Linked DNA regions of Homo sapiens: all the other regions are linked to region 3. A link is a loop called in an ENCODE intact Hi-C map of the cell type or tissue named here. Cell type or tissue: endothelial cell of umbilical vein. All regions are shown on one strand. Links, peaks and the distances in the headings refer to the core of each region. The heading gives the core; the rest is flanking DNA.

What was found. Hi-C counts contacts between places; a loop is a spot of excess contacts. Peaks named below come from ENCODE experiments on the same cell type or tissue, not always from the same donor. Only the 100,000 strongest peaks of a DNase experiment are listed, where the experiment ranks them.
Region 1: a loop joins it to region 3, with 10 times the contacts of the local background. A loop is called at or near these places in 1 of 110 quality-filtered maps.
Region 2: it touches region 3 in a loop (2.7-fold over the local background); 1 of 110 quality-filtered maps calls a loop at or near these places.

What each region holds. Positions count from the first base shown.
Region 1 is chr4:74,502,163-74,506,636 of GRCh38, reverse strand. No RefSeq gene overlaps it. Among named protein-coding and RNA genes, the nearest start is that of AREG, 59 kb to the right of the region's middle. RefSeq lists an enhancer at 2,277-3,476. In endothelial cell of umbilical vein, for the core only: no CTCF peak of the experiment used is centred there; DNase peaks (open chromatin) are centred at 2,226 and 2,806; H3K27ac peaks cover 2,001 bases.
Region 2 is chr4:74,415,996-74,420,469 of GRCh38, reverse strand. No RefSeq gene overlaps it. Among named protein-coding and RNA genes, the nearest start is that of AREG, 27 kb to the left of the region's middle. In endothelial cell of umbilical vein, for the core only: no CTCF peak of the experiment used is centred there; a DNase peak (open chromatin) is centred at 1,949; H3K27ac peaks cover 1,210 bases.
Region 3 is chr4:74,621,275-74,625,748 of GRCh38, reverse strand. No RefSeq gene overlaps it. Among named protein-coding and RNA genes, the nearest start is that of BTC, 170 kb to the left of the region's middle. RefSeq lists a silencer at 2,340-2,634. In endothelial cell of umbilical vein, for the core only: a CTCF peak has its summit at 2,503 (motif pointing right); a DNase peak (open chromatin) is centred at 2,508; H3K27ac peaks cover 1,867 bases.

The sequences.
Region 1 (4,474 bases), core at 1,158-3,657, 120 kb after region 3:
TCCATGAGGTAATTTAAGGTCTTCTCTACACTGTTTATTCTAGTTAGCCATTCATCTAACCTTCTTTCAAGGTTTTTATCTTCTTTATGTTGGTTTAGAACATGCTTCTTTAGCTCAGAGAAGTTTGTTATTACTGACCTTCTGAAGCCTACTTCTGTCACCTTGTCAAACTCATTCTCCGTCCAGTTTTGTTCCCTTGCTGGTGAGGAGCTGTGATCCCTTGGAGGAGAAGAAGTGCTCTGTTTTTTGGAATTTTCAGCTTTTCTGCTCTGGTTTCTCCTCATCTTTGTGGTTTTATCTACCTTTGGTCTTTGATGTTGGTGACCTAGAGATGGGGTTTTGGTGTGGATGTCCTTTTTATTGATATCGATTCTATTCCTTTCTGTTTGTTAGTTTTCCTTCTAACAGTCAGACCCCTCAGCTGCAGGTCTGTTGAAGTTTGCTGGAGGTCCACTCCAGACCCTGTTTGCCTGGGTATCACCAGCAGAGGCTGCAGAACAGCAAATATTGCTGCCTGATCCTTCGTCTGGAAGTTTTGTCCCAGAGGGACACCTGCCTGTTTGAGGTGTCTGTTGACTCCTATTGGAGAGGTGATTCCCAGTCAGGCTACACGGGGTTCAGGGACCTGCTTGAGGAGGCAGTCTGTCTGTTTTTGGAGCTCAAATGCCATGCTGAGAGAACCACTGCTCTCTTCAGAGCTGTCAGACAGGGACATTTAAGTCTGTAGAAGCTGTCTGCTGTCCTTTTTTCTACTATGCCCTGCCCCTACAAGTGCCTCTATAGAGGCAGTAAGCCTTACTGAGTTGTGGTGAGCTCTGCCAAGTTTGTGCTTCCTGGCCTCTTTGTTTACACTGTGAGCTACTGAAGCGTCAGCAATGGCGGATGCCCCTCCCCCTGTCAAGCTGCAGCCTCGCAGGTTGATTTCAGACTGCTGTGCTAGCAGTGAGCAAGGCTTCATGGGCATGGGACCTGCCGAGTCAGGCACAGGAGGGTATCTCCTGGTCTGCTTGTTGCTAAGACTGTGGGAAAGTGCAGTATTTGGTCAGGAGTGTACCATTTCTCCAGGTACAGTCTGTCATGGCTTCTCTTGGATAGGAAAGGGAAATCCCCTGATCCCTTGCACTTCCTGGGTGAGATGATGCCCCACCCTGCTTCAGCTCACTCTTTGTGGGCTGCACCCACTGTCCAGCCAGTCCCAATGAGATGAACCAGGTACTTCAGTTGGAAATGCAGAAATCACCCATCTTCTGCGATGATCTTGCTGGGAGCTGCAGACCAGAGCTCTTCCTATTTGGCCATCTTGGAAGCGACCCCTCTATTTTGAGTTTTTAAAGAAAACCCCATACTGTTTTTCAAAATGGCTGTACTAATTTACATTCCCACCAACAGTACGCGACAGTTCCCTTTTCTTTTTATCCCCACCAACATTTGTCTTTCTCTTTTTGACAAGAGCCATTCCTACGGGTATGAGGTGATATCCCATTGTGACTTTAATTTATGTTTCCCTGGTGATTAGTGATGTTGAGCATTTTTCCATATACCTGTTGGGCATCTGTATATCTTCTTTGGAGAAATGTCTATTCAGGTCTTATGCCCATGTTTAAATGGGATTTTTTTTTCTTGCTATCAAGTTGCTTTATTTTTAATTATTATGGTCACATAATAGTTGTACATGTTTTGGAGGTACATGTGAAATTCTGACCCAAACATACAATACATAATGATCAAATCGGGGTAACTGGGATATTCATCACATCAAGCATTTAACATTTCTTTGTGTTACGAACATTCCAATTCCACTCTTATTTATTTTGAAATATACAATAAATTATTGTTAACAATAGTCAGCCCATTGTGTCACTGAAAGAATATTAACCCCTTACTAGATGTGTGGTTTACAAATATTTTCTTCCATTCTATAAGTGGTCTCTTCACTCTGAAGTGGGTGTGTGTGTGTATATATGTGTTTGTGTGTGTGTATGTATGTGTGTTCTGTGCAGAAGTTTTTAGTTTGATATAATCCCATTTGTCTATTTTGCTTTTGTTGCCTGTGCTTTTGAGATCATATCCAAAAAACTTTGCCCAGACCAATGCCATTGAAGTTTTCCCCTATGTTCTTCAATATGCATTTTTCAAGCGGATGAATAAAGTAAAAAAAAAAAACCTATGGAAATTATGTGCTGTGTTTTCAGCATTATAATTACCACAGAGTTAAATATTTTGGTTGGCCCTGAGCCATCTACCAGACAATGTCCTTTCTGCTTCTCAGAAGTTGCAATTTAAGGTGGAATTCTAAAGCTGAGAGACAAGTTACATATCAGGACTAGTGGTTTAGTTCAGATCAAAAAGTATGTATTGAGCATAAACTATGTGTTAGGCACTATTTTAATTTCTGGAGTACAAAAGCAAATAAAAATATGATCTGTGCTCTTTAGAAACTTACAATCTAAAGGCAGATGAGCACACAGTAAATTTAAAGTTACTATGGCAACTATAACAAAAGGCATTTATATTAGTTAACTTAGCAGGGTCATTTAACAGAGGGAAAGCTACCTAGTACAGAGGGCAACTAAAATTTGTCTAGAATTATGAAAGAAAATTATTCAAATGAGAAAAAATAAAGGTGTAGGGAACTGCATGCAAAGGTGCATATAGCTAGAAAGGTGTGGCATTTCTGATAAAATAGAGGTCATTTAGTTCTATCACTACATGCAGTAAGAGTTGGACACTGCAGGAAGTGGGACTAGAAAGGCAGAAGTGCCTCCATCAAAGAAGTGAATGCGTCATTTCCCATGGCTCATTGTAACTACTCTCTGTGTGTCATGACTAACAATGTAATGACAAGCATAAAGAGTGTTATTCTTTCAGGATTGGTAGGGAAAAGAGGAAATGGACCTTGGTCAGCATCCCTGGAGAAGTCTTCCTACACACCATCTCAGGTCCTGATGCAATGAATTATCTCATATCTTCCCCAAAGTACCATCTCATTCAGTGAAAAGCTGAGTCGTTGGAGTGGGGTTGCCTTCATGACCCCAGACAAGCAGATCCACCAGTATGTAATTCCAGCTTGAGAGAGCTGCAGGCATATAACTCCAATCCATGAAAGCTGAGGCATGTCTCACAGCTGTGGGGAAGAGCCTCCCAAACCCATGGGGGCCCAACCTTGCACAGAAAAGCTGCAGGAACAGAACTTCCACTCAGTGGGTCCAGAACGTGAGACCTCTGTCCCAATGAGTATAGAGGGTAGAGTATTGGATCAAAGAAGATTATTCTGAAGCCTCAAGATTTAATGTTGCATGTGCTGTTGGATTTTAGACCTGCCTGGGAGATGTCATTTCTTTCTTTCTTTTTTTCATGTCTCTCCCTTTTGGATGGGAATTTCTGTCCTATGCCCTGTCCCACAGTTGTATTTTGGAAGCACATAACATGTTTGAATTCACAGGTTCAGAGCTGGGGAGCTATTTGCCTTAGGATGAATTCTATCTTGAATATTACCCATATCAGATTTAGATGATATTTATATGAGACTTTAAATTTTTGAGTTGATGCTGGTGTCACTTAAAACTGTCGGGGCTATTGGGATAAAATAAATCTCTCTCACACGTGAAAATAAAATGAACTTTGGGGTTCCAGGGGTAGAAGGCTATAGTCGGGATATTTTTGTACCCCCAAAATTCATATGTTGAAATCCCAACCCCCAAAGTGATGGTATTAGGAGGTGGTGCTTTTGGGAGGTGATTAGGTTATAAATGGCAGAGTCCTCATGAATGGAATTAGTGTCCTTATAAAAGAGGCCCAAGATAGATTCCTCACCTCTTACATCATGCGAGGACAGAATAAAGAGCATCATCTATGAACCCAGAATTTGGTGATCTCACCAGACACCAAATTTGCTAGCATCTTAATCTTGGACTTCTCAGCCTTGAGAACTGCAGAAATACATTTCTGTAATTTATAAATAACCCAGTTTATGGTATTTTGCTATAGCACCCTGAATGGACTAAGACAGTTATGAATAAGATAAAACCCACCACTTTTTACTGAAATAAAATTTTTCACTTGGTTTGGATATGATGATGGTTGTTTCTGTCAGGTTTTGACTAACCATACTTAATCTTCAGGTAAAGCTGGGGTGGAGCAGAGGTTTTGGTTAATAGTTCTTCTAACACTTTAAAAACTCCTGTCAGGAAGCATATCATGACAACATTTAGTGTGTTAATAAAATGTAACATTGGGCCCAGAATGAATTTGATCATCCAGTGGATCAAATTTTCATGCTGCTTGGCTTCTGAGTGAAGATGCTGCTTGTGTGACTTGTGGAACCTAGAGCAACCCCACAGAGATCCAAAGCTGAAGAGAATTGTTAGGGCAAGAATAAGCTTAGAGACTGCAGGCAGTCATTTTTCTCAGCATGGGAAAACAATAGAATAGATTTTGAAGATCCAGTATGAAAAAAATGTAAACTATCTTATTA
Region 2 (4,474 bases), core at 1,006-3,505, 210 kb after region 3:
AGTATAAAAATAAAGATAACAATTCCAAATGGTGTACGACAGTTTAAAAAAATGAGATAAAGAGGATTGAGATGATGATGGCTTTCATATGTTAAAAGTGTCAGGAAAGTTCTCTTTGAGCTTGGATGAAAGATGAGGAGACAACCATGCAAATATTTAGGGGGATGATATTCAAAGCAGAGGGAATGGCAAGTGCAAAGCCACTGAGCCTGGAATTATTTTAGGGCATGTTATACTGCCTTAGGAGTCATTTAGAGCAGGGGCTTCAACCTTCAAGCCAGGGAGCAATACCAGTTGGGTCCATGGCCTGCCATGAATTGGGCTACACAGCAGGAGGTGAATGGCTGGCAAGTGAAAGAAACTTCACCTGTATTTACAGGCACTCCCCATTGCTTGCATTACCACCTGAGCTCTGCCACCTGTCAGATCGACAGAGGCGTTAGATTCCCATAGGAGTGCAAACCCTTTTGGGAACTGCACATATGAGGGATCTAGGTTGTGTTCTCCTTATGAGAATCTAATGCCTGATGATCTGTCACTGTCTCCCATCACCCCGAGATGGACCCATCTAGCTGCAGGAAAACAAACTCAGGGTTCTCACTCATTCTACATTATAATTCATTATATAATATATAATGAATATAATATATAATGAATTATTTCATTACATATTATAATGCAATAATAATAGAAATAAAGTATACAATAAATGTAATGCACTTGAATCATCCTGAAACCATCCCCCCACCCCCTGGTCTGTGGAAAAAATTGTCTTCCATGAGACTGGTCCCTGGTGCCAAAAAGGTTGAGGACTACTGTTTTAGAGTGTGCATATGGTGGTACTAATAACCAGATGATGTTATTTGAACTGTGAAGAAGGCAGAATTACAAATATGTCTGGCCACACTCTTGTAACTGAATAGAATGGACTAAAATCCTTTCTATATCCAGGTTAACAACCTATGGGCATCTCACATCCACAAGGAGAACCAGGTTCATGTGTCCCAGAAGAGACTTGGTGAATTACTTAATATAGTAAGCTCTATGAAATTTTATGCTTTGATTTTTCTCATTTCAGGAAGTGTCTAGAAGATGTAGGGATAGAGGAGTTTTGTTCATATGCCTTCCTCTGCTTTCACTCCCCCTTACCACCTTCTTTTCTTTCTCTTTACAGAGGCTGTTGTGATATCCTGCATGGACAAGGAAATGATGTTCATCTAATACACCCACTTGGGAACACTTTGATGCATTGGCTATGATTGTCTTTCTGTTTTCCCTACCCTCATCTCTAGCCCTGTCCCAGTATGAGAACATGGAAACTCATTTTGGAAAATGTGAAATGAGTGATCCCCAAAAGTAGCCTTGCTCATGATTGGGTGATTATATTAAGGGTGATTTTTTTTCTTTATTGTATTTAGCTGTTTTCCATTGTGTTTTTTGGCAACAAATATAAAAAGTTATAGTTTTCTTATTTTTAAAAGACATGTTGCCTCATAGAAGTAGATAATATCAGAAAATGACTTTTTTGTGTCCAATGGCTCCATCTGCCCCTAGTTATTGTCCCTCAAAAGAGGGGCATGTACGACTTGAAATAGCCAAATGAACTTGTCTCATACAGTTGCATCCATTTTGGCTGACAGCATAGATAAAAATTCTTTATTTATACGTGACAGTGGGCAGACAGAAATAACTCCTTACTTTGTTTTCTATATTTTAAAGCATTTTTTCAGAGAACTGTTTTCAGTAGCAAGTTGCCATCATGCATTTAAAACATTTGATTCAGGGACAAATGTTGAGGAGATCACTTGCACAAAGGGAATTAAGCTTGCTGGGTGTAGCATGGGCTAGGGATAAAAAAAACAGTTTAGAAAAGGATGTGATATCACTCATCTCTTTAGGAAAGCATTTCTCTGTCTTAGAGTTAGAGCTCCAGGCAGAGGAAATGGGAAGGCGGGGAAAACATGGACAGGTTCCAAAGGAGATGATGGGTCATAGAGAATGAATGAGTCAACTAGCATCAGAGGGTGTGAGCGAGGGTTTGGGGGAGGGGGAATAATGGAATCTATGGGTTCTTTGAACCCCCTCACTCCCACACCCATATACACACACCAAGTTCTTGGGGGACATGAGCAGTCCTTAAGTGTCCTGAAAGAGTGACTGTGTTCCCTAAGCAACCAAATCACTCCAGAAACTGATTTGGCTGGGAGAGTGTGACACATCAAAGTTAGGGAGGTGACGAAAGTATAAGAATCACTCTAATAGGAGAGCATCGTCAATTGTCAGCATTTAGTTCTATTTAGAAAGGATTGGAAGGAAGGGAGAAGTCACTTCTTGAAGAGAAGACGCAAAAAGTTGATGGCATTTAGTCGTGCCAAAAGAAGTGCTTTGAAACAGTTCTAAAATGCAAGCCTAATTAGTTACTTTAAAGTATCCCACAGGTCTCTCCAGATCATGTGTGTGAGGTATTTGAATTTTTCAGTGGTCACAGATGAGAAGACTGTCACTTCTGCGAACGTCTATTTCTGCACCCCAGGCATCTAGCATACTCACCTATGTTCGCCCAAGTCTTTTATCATAGCTTGTTCATCATATTTATTAGGTTGGCAAAAATGTAATTGCAGTTTTTGCCATTACTTTCAATGGCAAAAAAAAAAAGGCAAAAACCACAATTATGTTTGCACCAACTTAATATATTCCCAGCATTAAAATTTCTTGTAATGTATTTCATGCTTGCTATTCCAGGAATCTTAAAATTCTCTACTAGGATTTCTTACTTAGTGTTTAAGTCCTTAAATTAAACAAATAGAAATACTATGTAAGACATGTGCCATATACAGCAAATAAATCTCATGAACCCACATCAAACAGGTAAATAAAAATATGAACTGAGTTTTGTTCATATTAATATTCAGTGTCCTTTTGACACTGCTTCTTCTGAAGCAAACCAAAAGTGCTTGGAAATAAAACTAAAAGGTTGATTTTACCATCATACATCTATAGCCTCCAGAGTGACCTATTAAATTATAAATGGGATTATGTTACTCCTACAATTAGTACCTTCTGTATGAGGAAACAACAACTTCATTATACCCAAAAGCTCCCGCATGATTTGGCCTCTGTCTGCTTGTCTAAACTAGGGTGTCATCACACGCCTTGGTTATACCATCAAAAGTATTGTTTGAAAGTAAATCAGGTGGTCACTCAACTCCAACCTCACTTCTTTGCTCCTTCTATTCTTTCACCATACTTAGGCTACACTTGCCATCTCTACGTTTCAGGAGGAGGCTAAATTATTTTATATTTTTGGATCCCTGCCTAAGACATCCCATCTGCCTGAAGCACACTTCTTCCCCTGTTCATCTGGTTAACATTTAGGCACCTTTCAAGCCTGCTGAAACTTAACTTCTGCACACCCCAGTATAGACCTGTGAGCCTCTTTAATTACACTCTCCATTGCACATGTAAGAATTTGTAGTCCTGTATTTTCTTATGTTTTTATTTCTTTAATATTTGTCTTCACAAGTCTCTGAGGCAGAGACAGGACTGACACGCAACTGATTCTCACTATTATGGCCTTTAAAGGTTGTTGTATATCTGTTTTGTTGACAACAGACACCTAGTACACAACACAGTACCTAAAACATAGTAGACACTCAGCACGTTTGTTTAACAAATGAGAGAATGACCATGGATGCTCTCATGGAATCAATTGTCGTGAATTCAATTAATGCAGCCTTTACCAAACTCTTATTCTGTGTAGATCATGAACACAATGGCTTAAAAATCAGCAGCACCAGTATCTGCTGGAGCATGACAGAAAGACAGAATCTTGAGTCCAAACCTAAATGACAATCTGCTGTTTAATGAGACACATGGGAGGTTTCAATTACACATTAAAGTCTAAATACTCACCTTAGCACACACTTATCTAGTAAGCCTGGAAAAATAAGAAGCTGAATGGCCATTCACACTCCTCACTTTTAAGAAACCTACATGGCCTGCCAAATGGGCCAATTACTACTTTTAATGGGAATGAAAAATGTTGGGAATTTGCCAATTTATTCTAAACTTTTAAAATGCTATCCCTAGTTTTTCTTGAAGATCATAGAGCAAAATAGATAAGGCTGCTAGTCATAAAGTTTCTGATTTCCTGTCTTAGCATATTGTCCTAATCTAAGAAAGAATAGTCATAATTGGGGGTCTAAGCTAAAATAAAAATAAAGGTACACAGTATTAAAATTCTACAATGATTTTAAAATAAGTACAATTGTCTAACAATAAATTTGCCATTAAAGTTAAAATCACAGTAATATATAATAAACTCATTCGCATTGGTGACTCACACATCATTTATGCATGTTTTTAAAGTCCCAGTGGACTTTCACGCACAAAGAAATTTTGCCTTTCACTTACTTCAACAGAGTCAATTGATTTCCTGTTAATCAAGATTTTAAAATGTCAACTGAGGTTTACT
Region 3 (4,474 bases), core at 1,000-3,499:
CAACAAGTCATCAGGACTGTGTAGAGAAGCTTAGCCATTTTATGCAAGTCACAGCTAATACAGGGTGAGGCCATGAAGAATGATGCTTGTTTTTTCACATGGCCAAAGAATCTATAATTTGGAAAGCTTAATATTTCACATAGTCTTCTTTCATCTTCCAAACTCAAGGTAATATCAGAAATGATATTTCCTCGCAAAAATCATAAGATGTGACTGCCTCCTCCTTTCCTCAAAGCCGTCAGACTGATCTGAGGTAAAACTGTTTTGGACTTAACCCAGCATTTGGTATATCATCTAATGTTCAACAGGAAGTAATCCACTGACCAACTAACCATCGGCTTCTTCTCAGGAACCAATAATTATTTCTATATTTTAAAAATAGCTAAGATACATTTATGCCTATGACACAACAATCCTGTTCCTTCTTACCACCAATTGCAGCTCCTCGTCTTTATCTGCTCATTATATTCAACTGTGTCTAAATTAGCAAACCTAGGCTACAATCCTTTCGTTCAACAGAACAGGTAACTTTAGCTCACACTGACAAATGCAGGCTTTGCTTGCTTAGAAATACTTTTTTCTAAGGTAGTTTCTAAGAAAAGAAGAGAAGAGGAAATACTGGAAGCTCAAAATTAGGTCTGGCCCACCAGGCATTCACCTATTTTAAAATATTATACTATAATTTTGTTGTGGTTAGGAAAGAACCAAGGGCCTTTGTATAGGAGAGAGAAGTGTGGATTCAATGAGGTCATCTTGACAGGATGTGTCCCCAGTTCCCTTTAGTGACTCATTGTAAATTAATTTTCCATCAGTATATTTAAACTGTACTTTGACTTCATTTTGTTCTCACTTTGTGCAGTATGTTAGGATGTTTATTGCTACATAAACTTTGTGGTTATTGTGGTTCTCAAGTTATCTCTTTAAAATCCCACGAGTCCTGGAACTCACTAAGCAAGACTGTCACCATTCTTTAAGAAGCAGAAGATGATAGTTGAAAAATAAAAACAAGAATGTAGGTTAAAAAAGCAGAGGAGAGAGTAAAATGAGAAAATAAAAGAAAACATTTCTTTTTTCCTTTGTCATTCTATTCTCTGTCTTTGAGTGCTTATCTTCTACTGTCTTCAGTTTATACAATTAGGTTGTCTTCTGTTTTTTCTGCGTTATTGTCTATTTCGTTTTGAAGCCAGGGGTCATTGATGAGTAATGCATCATTGGCACCTTGTGCCGTCAGGTAGAACAGAAAATAGGAGCCGTGTTTCTCCATTCATCTTTGGGCTTTTACACTGCATAGGATGCTGGCCTCAGAAATAACAACCACTGGTGCCTCACCATTATTAAAACAGTATATATTTGTATAAGCTTATTGTTTTCCAGAAGCTTTCATTGTAAGTTCCACCCTTGGTAGTGTCTCTCCACTTGCCTTTGTTCTGTTCTTTACACTGGAGGAATTCACTCTTTTCACATCACAAGTTTTCCAGTATTTGAAAAACTTATCAAGTCTTCCATAGGCCCTTTACCCTCAAGCTAAGACTCTCATTTGGCATGCATTTAAACTCTTCATTACACAGGTCATTTTTTTCTAGTTGGTCAAAATCCTTAAAATGTAGCACAGAGAACTGCAAAGACTCCTCTTGACTCTTACCTCCCTTGATCCAGAAAAGGTACTTAAAAAAATCATAAGTTAATATTCCGTGTCTTTTCACACTTTTAACATATATTGAACCTGAGGCCAACTAAAATTTCCATATCTTTTTTATAAGCCAGGTTGCTACCATATTTTGCATATTTTTGTTTTCACCTTACATGAAGGACTTTATTTTTTTTTAACTTTCAACTTGTTTGTTTTAACCCCCAACTCCTGGTTGTTAAAAACAATTTTGAATCTTGAGTTTGTCAGTTTATTGAGCTACACCCTTAATTTTGATAACAACATTTTCCAATGACCTTGAAGATGAGAACATTGCAGCTATAGAATGTGGTCCTTTGTAGCTGTTCAATACAATTAAATTGAACATTAACAGGTTGGAGCTCTCTGTGAAGCCATGATAGAGAATTATCCATGAAAGAGCATCTTATTACTACAACTACTATTATTATCTCTTCAGCTTCATGTTTCACCACTCCTACCCTCCTTTCCCTTCAGTTTTCTGGGTTCCAGCCACCATGGCTTCCCTCACTTCTTCAAACATGCCAGGCTCCCTCCTGTCCAGTCCCCTACGCAGTCTTCTCCCCTTCATCTCCCTATTTCCTCTGTTTGCCTAGAGAACTTAGACCCTGCCTTCAGCCTCAGCACTCTCTGATCCCCAAGATTAGGACCGTTCCATCTTGCCTCTACTTTTGTGATTATTTTATTAATATTTGCCTCCCCTGATAGTGGAAGTAGTAGTTTATTTTGCTTACTACTGTACCTTTTGTGCCTGACGCAGTGTTTGACACAGAACAATGCACCATTACTATTTTAAATGCTTTGGCTCATAAACTTCTGTCATGTCATGTCACATCATGCCAGTAGGTGACACCAAAATGCATATTATCTGTGACGAAGCCCCTGAACTACAGCTGTGTTTTCATCTCAGCATAGTCTGAAGCCCAAGAGCAGTTCAGAAAGTCTGTTTCTCAGTTTTTTAGGAGTGGAAAAAGTTTGGGAATTCAATATATGCTTATATTTATATTCAAATAAATATTACCTAGCTGTGAGTAATCTTCCAAGTGCATTATTAATAATTTAAAAATTTGATATTCACAAATTAAAATATTACCCTTCTAAAATTTGAGGGTCCTAATTTAATATTCTGCTAAGAAATCCCACTGTCAAGCAATGCTTAGCAAGAACTTTTAACGCACACTTAGATTGTTGGGATTGCCCGAATTTTCAGAGAAGATTCTCTAACCTTGTTATAATTTTAGGATTGTTTTAAGCTAGCTATGGTTTTCAGTTGCTCCTATTTTTGCATTATTTAATTTATGTATAGAATTATTCCTAGGTTACACTTTTCCTGATGGCTTTGTTCCTGCGTAATTGCTGAAATGCTGCTATTATAATTATTCCTCCCTAATTGTTCCCATCACAAAGCTTTCTTCAATGCTAGAATCAGTGAAGTAGACCATATTTTCTTTTGTTTTCCTTTCGGCTCAGTGAATCCTGATCAGAGAAAGTTTGAGAAATGCTGCTTTTGAGCAGTGTTTAGAGAGAAGTGCAAATGTCTGTGTAGGGAGCTGGGGGTTGGGGGTTCTGTAGGAGAGAAGTTTTGGGAACCTAGGTAGAAATTGAAAGTAGGAAAGACCTTGAATTTCTAAAGTTTAATCTTAGTTGTTCAAAATTTGCATTTTATTCTAGAATCAACCAAACACCTGTTATGTTCCCATTTTTTTTTTTTAAGACAGGTTTATTTTCCATTGTGTATCACTGGGTAAAGTAGATGGTTCCTAGCGTGGGCCATTTCATCCTGTAGCTTATTCCCCGGGCTGAGCACTTCCAAGTATCTCTGTTTCCTTCTATATTGCACAAGTATGAAGATGAAACTGTCAGTGGATAAGCATGATTATGTGAAAAACTTTATCTAAAGCACACTGTTAGCCTTTCTTTTATTTTTCAATAAAATGATTGTTATATTTCAAAAGTTCTGAAGTTTAGAATTTTAAAAATATAAGACTACTTATAAGACTCCAATCATAATTTGTCATAGAATTTACCAGAAAAGTTTCTCTATCTATTCTATCTTCCTTTCTTCGATGACTTTATTTTGATGACTCTGATATATGAATGTAACAGTTTCTGATTAGTATGATAACTTCTGGAAGAAAGGAAAACCTGAACAAATTCAATTTATGGATAATTGCCAAGTCTTGTTTACTATATTTCTAACTCTTCTTTGAACAAACATTTTACAAGGCTTTAAGGGCATTTGGCAACTGTCATTCATTTATTATCTCCTTTATTCAGTCATCCTGTTTTCACTCAGATTTTTTACACACTAATCATACACAAGACAATGCTGTACATGCTGTGAATAATAAATATATGGATGACACAATCCCTGTATACTGTGAGCTTATAATACAATATTAATAAATGCAGGTCCTTGTTATGTTACTTTAATTCTTCCACTTATATTTTTCTCTTCCTTCCTAAGCTTGTTTGTTTGAAACTTTGACAAGCAGCTAACTTCTACCAATAAAGTTTAGAGAAGGTAATGCAGTCATGATTTGGGATTGAGGGTTTTGGGACAGAAACAACAGTGAACTTTTTTCTCCATGAAATAGGAAAATATATTAAAAATAGAAAACATCATCTGGCTGAATAAAGATAAACAGAATAGTAATGACTAACATTTCTAATCATCTTGCATATATTAGCTTGTTTGCTTCGTAGTAATAATTCATAATGGGTACTATTGTTTCTAATAATTTGTAAATGAGGAAACAGGCATGTGTGATAAAGATTGAAAATAAATGCCATGAACTGAGAAAAAAA